Linked DNA regions of Mus musculus: region 2 is linked to region 1. Evidence: chromatin loops called from intact Hi-C (ENCODE). Cell type or tissue: left cerebral cortex. All regions are shown on one strand.

Region 1 (8,000 bases):
ATTCAGGATTATATGTGTAGGTATAATCATGTGTATAACACAAAATATATCATTTTATATGGAGGATCCGATCACTGATAGATTTTTGTATTTTCATGGAGTCTAAAACCCGTCTTCTCTTGATCTATAAGGATCATCGTAGTATAGATGTAAGTTAAGGACAAATCTGCTAGTTGCTTACTGAATGTTCAACCCCAGGAACCACACCTCTGCAGAGGCTCAAAACTCAGAAATTCACATCTCTTGGAGAACCTATACTTTGTCAGGAGCCCAGATCTTTAGGAACACAACTCAAATCTCTTTAGGATCTCATATCTTAGTAACCAGAATCTCTTCAGGATCTCACATCTCCTCAGGAACCCATATCTCATCAAGGTCTCACATCTCAGGAAGCCCTCTCCTCAGGAATGTATACCTCTTTAGAAACCATCTTCCCAGACATCTATATACCTCTTCACAGCAACTCTCAGCTCTGTAAGAGAGCACTTCTCCTCGGGAATGCGTGGCTCCACAGGCACACTCATTTCCTAAGCTCACATTTTCTTTCAGGAGAGAAGGTGGCTCGTTAGTGAGCATCCATTTATGGGGAGTCACTCACTGCTTTCTGTGACGAGTAGAGCTCCTCTGATCCCACGGTGTGCATCATATTGACTCGTGTCTTCTATGTATAGCTCAGTCCTGACCCTTTAAACTCGAGTGCTGACTACAGTTTGGAGATTAATAATTTTAAGATCAATAAAAGGAATGGATAATACAGTGATGAGTAACCTTAAAATCTCAGAAAACCAATTTTCCCTAAGCATCTGAAGTGTGGAGGAAAGCATAAGCTGGGTTTTATTTATAACCCAGAGTAATCCCTGTCTTTCCCCTGACTTTACTCGGCATTCTAAGAGCTACACGGACCCTGGGTTGGTTGCCCTGCAACCAGGGAGAGATCTGTGCAGGAGTTTTCTACAGTCCATGCTAACTAGAATCTTGAACTTTCTACTCTGGGATCAGGTTATGTGACGAATATGTCATAATGATCAAGAGCTTGGTCATGGCAAGAGCCATGACCCCTGCCTCACTCAGCAGCTGTATGGCCCTGGATAAAGTAAAATATTTGAGACTCAGTCCCTTCTTCCTAAAATATAATATGTGAAATGAAAAAAAAATGTCTGGATCATAGTAAATATTCAACAGATAGGACTTCATCACCATCTTCTCTATCCTCCTTCTCTGCATCATTATCATCATCAACACTATCTTTATCATTATCATTCTCATCTCCATTCTCTTCCTCCACTTCATCTTCATTCATCATCTTCATCATCACCATTATCATCATCATCATTGTCATCCTCATTATCCTTTCTATCTTCATCATCTTCATAACCGCCATTGCCCTTCATGTCATTTTTGCATCTCTGTCATGATGCAGACCCAAAGATTCAGGACATGTCACCTGAGGCCTGACTTGTGGTCATGTTTCTGTGGAACTCTTGGCACACTGTCCTAGGGTGGGTGCACATAGGAAATTTAGAGAACCTTGAGCAACTGAGAGAGAAGTTAATATTTTGAGTTTATACCACTGGTAAATGGTAAATAGTAAGTCTAATGAATAATCCTATACATGTTCTAATGTTTTGTTTGTTAAGGATGCCTAGAGTCTTGGCAAGCTAATGGTGAATTATGTTGTGCCATTCGGAACTAGGTAACTGTAGAAAAACTCTTTAATAGAGCGATGAAATTTGGGTTCTGGGGAGATAGCTCAGCAGGCAGAGGTGCGAAGCCTGATGATTTGAGTTCCATCCATAGGACCCATGTGGAGAAAGGAGAAAATCAACTGTGACAAGCTGTCCTCTGGCTTTCACATGTGTGTCGTGTGTCATATGCACCCATACAGTACATACACAATGCATACATACATAATGCACACATAATGCATACATGCAAGCATGCACACATACCATACCTCCATCCATACATGTATACATGCATGAATACATACCATACATACGTGGGGAAAAGGTACATTTGACTTGGCATAGTGAAGTATGCCTGTAACTTCAGCATTCAGGAAGCAGAGGCGGCAAGTTTGAGGGCTACATGGATCACATAGCAATATTTGGTTCCCTAAACCAAACCAACTAAAGCCCAACAACAACAACAAAGGGAAATATGGTTATCCCCCTTTCCTGGAGGATACAGAATTAATCATAAAGGTGATTACTCATTTTGGATGGAGTATGTTAGAAAGATAATTCTTTAAAAGTTCGCACTGTAACAGAGATCTAGTCCAGAGTTGCTATCTATTTAATACACAAAGTACTTTGGCTGAGCTTCCTTATTGGTTACCCAGTGCAGAGTGGTTAGCCCTGAAACCACACACACACACACACACACACACACACACACACACACACACACAGTGCAGAGTGGTTAGCCCTGAAACCATACACACACACACACACACACACACACACACAGTGCAAAGTGGTTAGCCCTGAAACCACTCACATAAAAACCAAAAATGGACTGAGCAGATTGTATTTATATGTATTTGTGAATACACACATGCATACATTTACATATCAATAATAAGAGAAAAAAGCTATGAACTTGAGAGTGGGGAACGTGGGTGAGGTTTGAGGGAAGGTAGCTGGGAAGGGCTGGAAAGAGGAAAGGGAGGAGAGAAAGTGATATAATTATATTTCAATTAAAACATATTAATAATAAAATATGAAAAGGAGTCTAGTGAACTAAATCAACATTAAGAAAACATGTTTCAGCAGTATGCATAAGGATGGAATATGTGCAATACGAACCTAGGGACAAAGAAACATTTTCATAAAAGCTGAAAAACACAAGGTTGTGGATATTCATAATAACTCAAAATAGCCTCCCCCGCTCTGTTTTGTAAATGGTAGCTTTGTGCCTATGAAAATGTCCACTTGCTAATTCTGTGTAACTCAAATCTAGAGTTAAAGACTCCAGGCATAAAGTTTATATGCACATTATATTTGTCTTTCTAAAATAAACATATTTATGATGAAAAGTTCTGAAATCCTTCTTACTTACAGGGTTGTTTTTCTAATTTACCTTTTGGATGGCTTAACTACAATCCTCTAGTTTCTTCCTCTAGTGACAGAAGAGTCTGCCAAGTTTTCAGGTAAGATGATGGGGGTACCCTTCTACAATACGGATATCCCACTATAAAATGAGAATATTTAAGGACAGATATTTATTTTTCTTGGAAATAGACAAAAACTTTAACTTTGTAAGGACGAAAATAGGAAAGGTGGAAACAAAATGTAACCCACCTGAAAATTTCTGGGCAGTTTTAATGATGTACCAGATGCTGTAACATGTGTAGCAGAGATAAGTTAACGCAAAATTATTTATTGTATAACTCCTGACTATGAGTAGGTTGGGCATGTGGGAACGTTGCTTTCTCTATAATTTTTTTTCAGTGATATAAATGAAAACACTTAGAACTGAGAAAACATGTGTTGGATTTCTTGTCCCAGTTGCTTCCGACATTTTATTTCTTAGTCATAGTTACATACTACTTTTAAAAACATTTATTTATTTATGTGTATGACGGCTGTGTGTGGAGGCTGAGGAGAACTTGGAGTTCTTTCTTCCCACCATGTGGGTCCCTGGAATTGAACTCATCTAGTCAGGATTGGTGGCAAGTGCCTTCACCAGCTGAGCCGGCTAGCTGGCTTACAGCAGCTGTTTTTAAAATGGAGATTTGATGGCTTATGATTACATGGAGCATTGTGAGATTTGGATCCGGCATTTGTGGAGGAATGTTTAACTTTGCTCTCTCACGGCAGATCGCGGATACCACGGTGTGAGTTTAGCGCATTCAGTGATCGGACTGGTCCTTAGCACACCATACTTTATTGTAATTTCTTGCGCAGGTGCATTATGAATTTGTGTGTCTTGTATCACAATGCATGGCAAGATGCCTACTTTGTCGTTGAATGCTGGGATTGTTGTGCTGTCGTTGAGTACTTTTTAATATATACTTATTTTATCTATGCATATGTGCCTAATAAATGTATGTGCACGAAGTACCTTCAGGTGCCCATGGAGGCCAGAGGGCACTGGGTCTCCTGGAACCAGAGTGACAGGTGGTTGTGAGCTGTCTCGCGTGGGTGCTAGGAACCGAGGCGCATCCTCTACAAGATCAGTGAGTGCTCTTCTTCAGCCTTCTCTCTCACCCCTGTTGCTGAATAATTTGTTAAAACTCCTCGACCATCCACACCAGGCCCCTTGTGGTGAGAACTTAATCTGTGATGAGTCTGGTGCATGCTGACTCAATAACTAAGAAAACCACCTCTATCTCGTATGGAGGGAGTCGAAGTGTAAATATCGATCACACGTAGAGGCTCCCCATTCTGTGCACCGGGGGAGAAGGAGAGTTCCCCGTGCAATCCAAAAGGCCTTAGAAATGGGTGGCAAGTACTGTAGCAGGGCTCAGCGGGAAGCTGAGCTCCTTGGACTTGAGGTCAGGAAGGGCACAGGTGCAGGGGATGGCTGAGCGCTCTGGCACGCGCCAGTTGATTCCCCAAGCAGCCAGTAAGCGGCACTGTGCCCCGGCGCTGGCGGCCGGAGGAGCGGGCTGCGGATTACCTGCAGCAGCCGGGGCTGGCAGCTCCTCCCCGCCCGCCCCCAGCCCGCCCCCGCCGCTGCACTAGCCCGGCTCCGCGGGCTCCGGGCACTCGCTGGCGGGAGCCGGGGCCGAGCGCGCCGGGCAGTGGGGCCTCCTCCCTGCGTCCTCACGCCGGGCTGCCCTCCTCCCGCACCGTGCGGCGCAGGGAGGCCCCGCGCCTCGGCCGCCCCCGCGTGCCCGCCTCCGCCGCGCTGCAGGGGGACCGACCGCTGGGCTCTCGGCACCAGCAGCGCGGCCCCCCGGGTGCCTCGGGCTCCTGGCTGTGGCCGCCGCAGGGGCAGCGACCCGAGTAGCAGCCGTTGGAGCCCCTAGAACATCCTGGTTAGCAGTGACTAGAGCGTCCAGAGAAGCCGCAGCAGCAGCTTCAGCAGTAGCAGCAGCAGCATAAGTGGCCGCGGTCGTGGGGCTCCGCCGGGCTCCGGAGCCGGCCGGGCCAGGAGCGCGGAGCCATGGCTGATGCGGGCGAAGGCGAGGATGAGATCCAGTTCCTGAGAACTGTAAGTGCCACGTCGCGGCGCGCATCTCCCAGGGGAAGGGGTGCCTGGGAGCCCCCCGCAGGGTCCCCGTAGAGTGACAACCGGCTGCGGGGCCGCCTCTGGTCCGCCAGAGGCGCCCCAGGGATGCTGGAGGGGTCTGCATCACCACATGTGTGCAGGTGTGCGGGTCTGCCCGGGGAAGGGCAGGACGCGTGTCTGTGCGCGCATGTGGAAAACCAAGAGGACTCAGTGCGGTGACAGCGTGGCGAGCCAGCGGGAGGCACCCGGGCGGGCGCTACCCAGCTGCGGGAGCTGAATTGGCCAGGGACCTCTTCGACCGACTCAGGCTAGGGTGCAGGGCTGCGTGTTCCGTGGGGCGCGCTTAGCGTGGCGGCTCTGGCTTTCGCCGTCCCTGGGGCTTCAGGGCTGAGTCTGCGCGCCGTCACGGAGTGAAGACATCGCAATCCGAGTACTTGGCGGTGTCGATCATATAGTGACTGGCCAGGGCTGAGAAGGCTGCCCCCAGGGTGCCCCCAAGTCGAGCAGATACCAATGCCATGGAGGCTTGCTCCGGTGGTCCCCACGGTTCCCGGCATGGTGCCATGCTGGTTTTCGTGACGACAGCTTGCAGAGCGCATTGGAACCGTGTGTGTGTGTGTGTGTGTGTGTGTGTGTGTGTGTGTGTGTGTGTGCATGTGTGTGTGTGTGTGAGTGTGCGTTCCTGTGTGTTGTGTGTGTGTGTGCACGGACCGCATGAAAGAATTTACAGAGGCTGAGCATCATGAACATGTGTCGTTCTTTAAACGCTGGCTTGTTGAATACCGAGTGCAGCCAAGTGAGTGCCTGCAAGCAAGTGATGTTTGTCTGTGTGTTTCTGTGTGTGTGTGTGTGTGTGTGTGTGTGTGTGTGTGTGTGTGTGTACAAGGGGAGGGTGGCTGCTCGGGATTTCCACATAGTGTGGTAGGCAGGGAAAGATCGGCCTCACTCTAATAAGATTCCAAGTGCCACTTGGCGCTGCTGCCTTCCTTCCTGATTGTTCTACACTGCAGATACTTCCTAGCCGCTTGCTCACCTCCAAACCTTTGAGCCTGCTCAAGCGCCAAAGAAGTGCAAGAAGCCCCTATCACATCAGTCTGCTTAGCCTTTTCTGCATCGTCTCAGTCTTTCCTTCCTTACCTCTCCTCTTTTCCCAAGACTATCCCCCTGACAGGATTCCTTTCCACCCAAGACGGCATTTTCTGCTGGGATTTCTTCCTGGCAGCCTTCACGTTCCACTTCCAGGTACAGTCCCTTCCAGATTCACAGAAAACACCACACAGATGGGGAAAATTTGAAATACTAACTAGAGGATAACTTTTAGGTTATTTGCATAAAACCTGAATGGTGTTATTAGGAGCCATTCCCCTGCACACTTTACTTTTTCCTAGTATTTGGGAGGTGGGTCGTTTGCATTGCAGAGAGGCCTGTGAGTGCAGATCAGTGTGGACCACAGGTCTGAGCTGAGCAAGGCTGTCCCCATACATAGACAGCATCCTCACTAAGACATAGCTTATGAAGGTATCCGAAGCCTTCTAGCCATATTGTTTATTACGTTTCTTAGTGGACAATTGTCTAAAAGTTCTGTTTTGTTTTCAACAAGTCAAGCTGTAGCCTCAAAAGCCACGGAATGCGTTTTTCAGGCAGATTACAGTTTTAGCTGCTGTGTGGCTTTAAAATTCAGTTTGTACCACACTCTACAGGGTTAAAATTAGCCAGGAAATTTTGGCTGGTTTTGTGAGTTCAAGGGCTCCCTGCAGGCTTAAATGCTAAGCCTAGCTTATGGAGGTGCTGTTATCAGAATGTTTAATGGGGACTGAGGTACTGTGCCTGCCTGTAGGGTTTTTTTTTTTTTTTTCTTTCCACATATAAAGTCATGTTAACTCAGTGCCACTTAGCAGCTGCCTGTCAGCCAGAGCGACACCTTTGATAAGTGGGGCTTGGGTAAGGTCTGGCAGTCCTAGGCTGAGATTCTTCTTTTAATAAAACATTGGTAGGTTGTTGTACTGATGATAAATGACCTTGAAGGAGTAGCATTGTGAAGAAGGGTGTGTGTGTGTGTGTGTGTGTGTGTGTGTGTGTGTGTGCCATTCATATCTGAAAGGAAGGCTTCTTTTTCTGAGCTTGTGATTCTAAAACGATAATTCTCAAGTCTTTCTCCAGCTCCCCCGTCTGCTGCCCTGGGTCCTTCCCATTTTATTCTTTAACCTGAGTATGTTGATGGTTCAGTGATATTAATGAGGTTAGCAAAGGCAAGCGTGCCATCGCTTTATTATCTTCACCCCTCCCCACCCCCGGGGACAATTTTTAAAATGTGAAAGTGTCATTGTGAGTTATTTCATTTTGTGTTTATTTATTTTTGTTCACACTTGATAGCCTGTGAACATAGGGTGCTATGGAATATGTGGCATAGGATGAATGACATAGAATTCCTGGAGATCCTGTCTCACTCTTCAGAGGGCTGAGATTATAGGACTCACCATACCTGGTTTCTTTTTTTTTTTTCCTTTTCTTTTTAATTAAAAAAAAAATTCCAGACTGGCTTTGAACTTGCTTTGTAGCTAAGGCTATCCTTGACCTATTGATTCCTCTGCTTCTCTCTCCTGAGTGCTGGGATCACAGGCGTGTGTTCACAACGGGTTGATACAGTGCTGAAAGAATGAATGCAGGGCTTTGTGTGTGCTAAGCACATCCCAGCTCCTCATTTTGTTTTTTTTTAAAGGCACATGTACCAAGGAGCATTAAGACTGCATATTTTGACATACTAATTGTAACTGAAATCTTTCTGAGAGTAATAGACAGAGCTGTTGTACATTAAAAAAAAA
Region 2 (8,000 bases), 340 kb after region 1:
TCTAGTTATCATGCACGTTGTAACTGTTTTCTTAAGGATTTTTCAGAGATGATTTTGCAGAGTGTGTTTGTCACCTTGTAGAGTGGCCTCTTAGCTTGGGATTGACTGAGTCTTCCTTAAGTGTCTCTCTAGGGAGAGGCTGCAGCTTCCTGTTGTAATTTCACCTCAGCTTCTGTTTGTTGCTTGCTCATAGTCTCAAGGTCTTTCATAGATAAGGCCAGATGGAAATTCTGCTCAGGTCTTTCTTGAATTCTATGCATAGCCAGGAACATAAGCCCAACCCTGTAGATTTCTAGGAAAATGAGAGGATCCCCCCCCCCCCCCCCCGCCGCACCCCCCATACAACCTGCTGTGGCTAGCTCCTGCCCTGTGTCTCTGTCATATTGTTTACTCAGCTGTTGCTTATTACAAAGTTACTGCTACCTTGAGCAGCTGCTAGGTGAAGGAATTGCCCCTGTTGACTTTAACAACTGTCTCTGTGGAGAAGAGTATTTGCATTGAGCTAACTTTTAAAGCAGGTTCAATACAGACACATTTGCAAGTGAGATTTAGGACCTGGAGGTAAAATCTTGACAGTTATCCTGAATTGGCCTTTAGAGGCATTTCAGCCCTGGTCTGCCTGCCCTGGAAAATCGTGGGTAGCTGGTTTGTTTCTGTGCCTGAGGGGCTGTTGCTTTTCTGTGTATCTTGGAGCTGGAGAAAGGGCCCTGTGAATGGACATGGTAAAAATATCACGGAGTCTATGCTGTGGGGACTGTCACCTTAGGTTACTGATATGTCTTATAAAACCAAGGATATGTTTTGTAGACTGTGATATCGTCTGGCAGGAGGAGAAGGGGAGAGAGGGAGAAAGGGGGAGGGGGTCAGAGAGAGAAAAGGGACAGAGAAAGTGGAGAGGCCAACCAGTCCCTTTTATAGCAGCTGGGCCTACCTGGCTGTTGCTAGGTAACTGTTGGGCGGAGCCTAGAAGGAAGGCTAACAGTTACTTTTCTGGACTTTGGAGGGAATGAATGCTGCTAAGGTGCCCTTGATCGGTGGAACAAAGGATTCTGAGCTTTCTTTACTCAGGGGATGGCATCAGTAGCAAAGGTTAGAGCAAAGAATGCGAATAGGAGGGAAGATTCTAGAGAAACATTCATGGTCTCATGAAATGTAGGGACCGCGTTAATACAGGTGCCAACCTGTGCGTATGTGCTTGCGTGAGTGCTGCATGCCTGCAAGCGTGTTTCCAGCAAGCTCAGTAGAGCAGTGAATGGGTTTAGAGTTGGGGTTAATGGAGCAGGAAGGGAGCTAGATCATAGGCAAGAAAATGTAGAGCACTGTATAGTTCAGGGAGGAAAAAAAGAACTGGGACCACTGAGATATGTTCGACTTGAGCGCAGTACTTGGGTCCTACATGGAGGAAACTGCCACAGGTTGTTCTGTGATCTCTGTGGTGTGTATGTTTTGCAAATTCATATATTCCTATATGGAACTGAAAAGAGGAGAGATGATGACCCGGTAATGAGTTGTCTTATAAGAATTTAGTGATTGAGCCATTAGCAGTTGGTTGAAAGCTAGGAGGAAGATTGCTCAGTCAGTGTTGTATTTGCCACACAATCGTGATAAACTGAGTGTGACTGTTATGAAATATAATGCAGTGAGGCCTGTGCCAAGGTGTGCCCCTGAGAAATTATGCCATGTAACAGATCTGGAATAAGGGGGTTTATTTGGGGGAATGGATATGAGTGAGGACATGGAGAATGGGTAGAGGCAGACATGTAGACATGGAGATAGGTAGACAGATGGGAACGGAGCCATGAGGGCAGAGAAGAGGATGGGGCACAGAGGACAGAAATGTGGAGAGACCAGGAACACACAGAAACAGAGAGAGCTGGAGTGGCCAGACAGTCCTTTTATAAGCAGCCCACCCTGATGCACAGTCAGGAGGCAGGTGATAAGCTAAGCCATTGCTGGATTCCAATGGGATCCTCTGTAAGCTAACAATGACCCCAAGAGCCCACATAAAATAGGCAAGAACTGAGGGCTGGTTCTCTTGAAAGACCCACAACGTGAGGACTCCCCCACATTCTGACTCAGGAGAGGCAACAATCCAAATCACTCACAAGAAACGGGCTTGCTGCAAACTACAAGAAGACTTTTATTCAAGAGCGCTCTCGGGCCCACGATCATACACCACGCAGGGGTAGAGGACCGTGGTGCCCAGAGTAGCTGGGTAAGGGGTTATTTAAAGGAAGAAACCACAACTCAAGGAAGTGGGGAGGGCGTTGTTGGAAAATACCAAAGATACCAGTTAAGAGTCCCAAGGAAGTGCAAAGTCACAAGAGTCACAAGGAATACCTGGTAATTGTTCGGGTTATCTCTCAAGACAGTTTCTAAGAGCCCCTAACAATAGCACATTCTTTGAATGAACACTCTTTGAACCCAGGAAGCGGGTGGGTGGAGGAATGTTGCTATCTGTTTTATGATTAGCATACCTTGGAGCATTGAGTCACAGAGGTCACATTCCCAAGCCTGGGCCTAAAGGCCTAGAATTTTGTTATATATTTGTTATACTTTCACTCTAACCACAGTGCCTAGAGATGGAGACAGGTCCATCCCAGAAGCTTGCTGGTCAGCTAGTCTAATAGCCAGAGAGCTTCAGGTTCAGTGTGACATCCTGGGTCAGAGAAATATTATATTATAAAAGGAGACACCTGACAGAGACATCTGAGCTCCACATGCGTGAGCACATTCTTGAATACCCCACCATGTACATACCTACACGTGAATACATACAAACACACAGAGAAACAGTTGACCACTTACTGCCTTTCTGAAATCACATAAGCGGTGACCAATGAGGCGAAGTTTGTGTTCTGTTGCAATAGGAGGTTCAATTATGTTTCTCATGTATGGCTACACCCTTGAACCTAATAATATGTCTCCCTCATAGGAGATTACACACAGCACATTACAAAAAGTAGGTACAAAGGATTAACTCACCCATGTGAGGTATCGTTTATGGGAGACATTGTTTTCTGAGTTAGAATCTGAACCAATCAAAATATCAGCAGTTATCGATCACAGTGAGACATTTTCATCCAGAGAGTGTGTATGGCATGATTGCACACAGAAAGGCCCGAGAAATGGTTCTGTCCTTGGGCCAAATGTAGGGCACAGGTCAGGAGACAGCAGCCACTCATGAAGGGAAGATAAGGCAAAAGTTGGAATATATTGAACCCCTAGCTAAGATTTGTGGAGATATTTGAGCAGAGGGTACCAGCCCCAAAAGTTGTCCTGCAGGAGCTTGCTATGCCATCCCAGTTTACTGTAGAAATGTAACTATGGTAACAGAGAGAGGGGACAGATTGGTGGGGGAGGATGCTGGGAGGGGTAGGGACTACTTGGGAAGCCTTTGGGAAAAGGCTGTGATTTTTCTAAAGTAGAGATTAAAAGGTGTGAAAGATTTTATGGTGAAACACCACATCAGCCTCGTGATTGCTTAGATTCGATTAAAAGCATCAATTTGTGGCCGGAAAGGCAGCTTCTGGGTAAAACAACTGCTTCGGAAAGCCTGAAGACCAGAGTTCAGGCTCTGGAAGCCCTGTTAATATAGGCGAGAATTAGACTTCCCAGAGCTGCCTTCTGACTCCCATATGCACGCACACGTTAACAATAAATACTTTTTTAAAAAGAAACATTTGTTTGTAACTTACTCTTCTGCTGTGGTTTACATTTGATTAAATTAAATGAAGAAAAGGTTGCAAACATCAAGCCTAACTTTGTGCAATTGGTTATAGCTCTTGATTTATTCTCCACTTTTCAGGAGAAGGCTCACATATTCCAAATGAAACATGCATCAGTATTTGAGTTGTGTGGTACCTTAGCAGTATTATTCTCAATGATGTATTAAAACATCTGAAGTGGAATGTGTTCTTATTCATTACAAGATTTTTATCGAGATCTGAATCACTCTACTAAATGTAATGCCTGGAAGTTGAAAGGGCGGCTGGTTTGGTACCAGTTATTTTTAAAGTATGATATAAATACACCTGGCACATTCTAGATAATGTATAAAACTTTTAGAGACTAATGGTGCCTTCCTTGATCCTGGGTGTAATTTGTCATTTTCAAACATAGTTAGGTCTCACTGCCCTCTAGTGGTTGGTGGCTTCTAAGCCTGTGGTCTGGTGAGAAAATTGGACATTAGAATATAACCCAAGACTTTACCCTCAATCTTGCCCATCAGTCACCATCTACCCACTCTTTCCTGCTCTGTGGGTCCAGGGAACACAGCCTCTGATCAGATCTATTGCCCAACTTTCTTGATTTGAGTCCCAATAGCCTTGATTATGTCCAGGAGAAAGGTACCCGCTAAAGGGTTCGTTATTTTTAGTGTCAAGTATTCTATTTATTATTTGAATATAAACATCATTTGTCACACTCACACAAGTTAGAGCTGCATACTAAGTGTCTATGAATCAAGCACGGTGTGGGCTTTTCTACTTGGAAAGGAGTTCTGTGTCTTTGATAGGGATGTGACTCTTTGGCCTTCCTTTGGTCTGGTGCTTGAAGCTGGGGGGAATCTGTTTCTCAAGCCAGCTCAGCAGGCGCTTGAGCTCATGTGTTGCAGGCTCCAAATACACCAAATATAGTTTAGATTGCTTGGTTTCTCTAATTCCAGTTGATCCAGATTTTCATTTTATCTGAAGTTTGTTTGTTTTTTTAAAATCAAGAAGCAGAATGCCAAATGGTTGTTTCTTTAAACCACAGCTATTAACCTTAAACCAGAGAAATACAGAGAATGAATTTTGAGCCCCTTAGACATTTGCAGGAAGATCTTCAGACTGGTTAACTGGGGGATAAAAATTCATCTCCCTCAAATGCCTGCTTGATGGTTTCAGGGTGTTGTGGCAGACCTTTGCTACTTTGTGTTCTTCTTTCTCCCTCCCCCACCCCAGCTTCCCCTCCTAACACTAGATAGGAGAGAAGCAAGGGTAGAGTGGAGAGAGACATTAGGAAAATCCCGAATCTAATTTCTTGCCTTTTGTTTCTTCTTTGACTATGGCTGTTAACAAACTACAGTCAACTTCCCTAAACTACCAATAACTACCCCCAAGAGCCTTAGCATTTATATACTCTCTGAAAAGTTCTCAGAATTCCAAATGTCACACAATCGCAGAAACTATCTGCAGCTGGCAAAACCATGCCTCATAGATGTCTACTTTTTTGAAGTGTAAGGCTCACAGCCAGTGCCCCAACAAGATCGGTTAGCACCTGTCCTTCATAAGTCAATGAAACAAACCAAATTAATGGTGAAAAGCAGAAGAGAGAGACTGATTGAATGTGACCACACTGAGAGGAGGGACAAATAGATCCAGCCCCTTCCCTCAACCACCTTCAGTATCTGAATTTCAATAGAAGGCAAGTGACTTGCATAATGAGGCAGCCCCAGGAAAGTTCTTCCCCACCCCCAGCCCCCAGCATCTTCACAGGCCAGTCCCACCTAAAGGATACCAGGAGAAGTTGTAAATCTTGTTCCCAGACAGTTCTTTCTCTGACTGCCCGGGAACTTTTTCATCTCCTAGGAGGAGATTGGGGTACCTTCATTTCTGGTGATTCATTGTTTGACTAGTGTGGCAGCCAACAGGAGGTGCACAAGGCAGGGGTTATATGCTTTTTTTTTTTTTTTTAGAACAATGTATTTTTTTCTCACCTAAGACTTCAAATTCATGTGGTCTGGTAGTCTTCCATTTCTAAACCATCCAGGACTGGATGGCTTTCTTTCTCTGAAAGGTAGTTAGTTTCATTCTGAAAGTGGCAGCAGGAGGACTGACCTGTGTGGTCAGTCACCGAGCTCTTCCCCACTTTTCCCAGGAAGTCCAATCTGGCTTTCTACTGTACTCATAGCTCTATCTGACAAACCAGAAGGTAGATGATGAAGCAGGAGGTGTGGAGTTGGGTGGTCAGCCTTCCAGTGGGTTTTACGACTGAGTTAGGTCAAGCCCTGCTTTTTCTCTTAACTTCCCACCCAATGATCTCCAGTCTCTCGAACCCACAGCCTCGAGAGCCGAGGTGTGCAGCGGTACTGGGGAGAGGTTCCGCATCTTCAGGGCAGAGAAGACCTATGCGGTGAAGGCTGGGCGCTGGTACTTTGAATTTGAGGCTGTCACTGCTGGAGACATGCGGGTGGGCTGGAGCAGGCCAGGCTGCCAACCAGATCTAGAACTGGGTTCTGATGACCGTGCCTTTGCTTTTGATGGCTTTAAGGTGAGTAGCTTGCTGAGTCCTGGCCTATCCCTGCTTGTATGTGCAGATGCCAAAACCCTTTCTGGTCTCACAGCAGACCTTGGACATGTCTCTTTAGTCATCTCAGGATTCTTTATTGCCCTACAGAACCAGTGAAATTTAGCAAAATGTTGTCAAAGAATGAGGTCTTCCTGGTCTATCAGAAATGGTAAAGAAGCCAGTTCTGTGGTGCATACGTTAATCCCAGCAGTGAGGAAGCTGAGGCAGGAGGATCACAAGCTCAGGTCCAACCTGGGCTTCGTGTAGAGAGACCTTATCTAAACAAACAAACAAACAAAGGGACTGGGCTTTGGTTTCATTCTTGCTGGTGACCAGACATAGTGAACCAGAGCAAGAAATAACCTTCAGAAATGGAAGTGACATTCCCGCTTCACTCAGAGACTACAGATAAGGAAAGATGTTCAACTCTGGGGACACAAGTAGGGTAAGGAGACAACAGAGGTGGGAGGGGAATTCTGAGTTGTAATGCCTTTGATGCATCATTAGTTTAAAAATTTAAAAGCAATATGTTGTAGTGAGACAATTATCAGTATTTTACACAAAGGCAGTAGCACATTATGTAAAAATCACAATGAAGGTGGCACTTCCAAATTAATTCAAAGGATTCATGTGACAAAGTAAGTCATATGAGTAATTTTTTACCTTTAAATGAGTGTAACCCAAACTCACATTTGAAACGTTGTATCTAAGTGTGTTTATAAGTGGGCTGGTATCCATGTTTGGTTTGGGGCTTGTTCATTTTCACAGATACCTTCGGAGTATTTTTAGGTGTGATTTGAAGCTTTGCTGATTTTAGAAAGGAACTGAGAAGTTTCCAGAATTTCATTTTGTTTAAGTAACATCAAGAAGGGGGGTTTCATTTTGAGAAAGGCAAACATGAGAAGGGGTTTTTCTTCCTTTCTTCCTTCCTCCTCTCCTCTCCCCTCCCCTCCTTTCCCCTTCTCTCTCTTTCTTTCTCTCTTTCTTTCTCTCTCTCTCTCTCTCTCTCTCTCTCTCTCTCTCTCTTTCTTTCTTTCTTTCTTTCTTTCTTTCTTTCTTTCTTTCTTTCTTTCTTTCTTTCTAGTGGTTGGCACCCAGCTTGATTCTCAGCTCTTAACTATACATTCGGGAGTAAAGAAGAATAGTCCATAGCCATAGTACATACAGTTAGATCAACTTTCAAAAGGATGAAATAGCATCTGGTTTATTCACAGTCCCTCCCCTGTGTACACAGTAGGGATTCAGACTCCCCTGACATCCCTTTATCCCCAGCCTGGCACTAGACTGGTAGTTCCAACTGAGATCATCCTATTGCTGCTGGTCTGTCTGACTCTGTAAAAAGGGACTCTTTCGCCTCTCACAGGCACAGCGGTGGCACCAGGGCAATGAACACTACGGGCGCTCATGGCAAGCTGGTGACGTCGTGGGCTGCATGGTTGATATGAATGAACACACCATGATGTTCACTCTGAACGGCGAGATCCTGCTGGATGATTCAGGCTCTGAGCTGGCATTCAAGGACTTTGATGTTGGTGATGGTAAGAGCCACGGTGTTCTGTCATTTGGGTTTGCAGACAATGCATGGCCAGGCCCAATAGTAGTTTTAGGGTGAGTGGGTGTGTAAGTTGCCTCTGTAAATGTCTGGGCACTATGGTGACATGTGGCTGATCTGGTCAAGCATGCTTGAGATTATTACAGCAGAAATGACACCTACCCTACTTACGTAGAGT

The links. Hi-C counts contacts between places; a loop is a spot of excess contacts. Peaks named below come from ENCODE experiments on the same cell type or tissue, not always from the same donor. Only the 100,000 strongest peaks of a DNase experiment are listed, where the experiment ranks them.
Region 2: a loop joins it to region 1, with 5 times the contacts of the local background. A loop is called at or near these places in 18 of 42 quality-filtered maps.

What each region holds. Positions count from the first base shown.
Region 1 is chr13:12,103,559-12,111,558 of GRCm38, reverse strand. Ryr2 (ryanodine receptor 2, cardiac) reads left to right here and starts at 4,614. Exons shown (of 105, transcript NM_023868.2): 1 at 4,614-5,160. The coding sequence starts at 5,113. In left cerebral cortex, CTCF peaks have their summits at 4,553, 5,246 and 7,027; DNase peaks (open chromatin) are centred at 5,068, 5,425, 6,064, 6,834 and 2 more places; H3K4me3 peaks cover 4,010 bases; H3K27ac peaks cover 2,559 bases.
Region 2 is chr13:11,759,479-11,767,478 of GRCm38, reverse strand. It overlaps Ryr2 (ryanodine receptor 2, cardiac), which reads left to right. Exons shown (of 105, transcript NM_023868.2): 28 at 6,044-6,252; 29 at 7,634-7,808. Among named protein-coding and RNA genes, the nearest start is that of Ryr2, 340 kb to the left of the region's middle. In left cerebral cortex, a CTCF peak has its summit at 4,148 (motif pointing left); DNase peaks (open chromatin) are centred at 2,087, 3,362, 4,145 and 7,709; H3K27ac peaks cover 801 bases.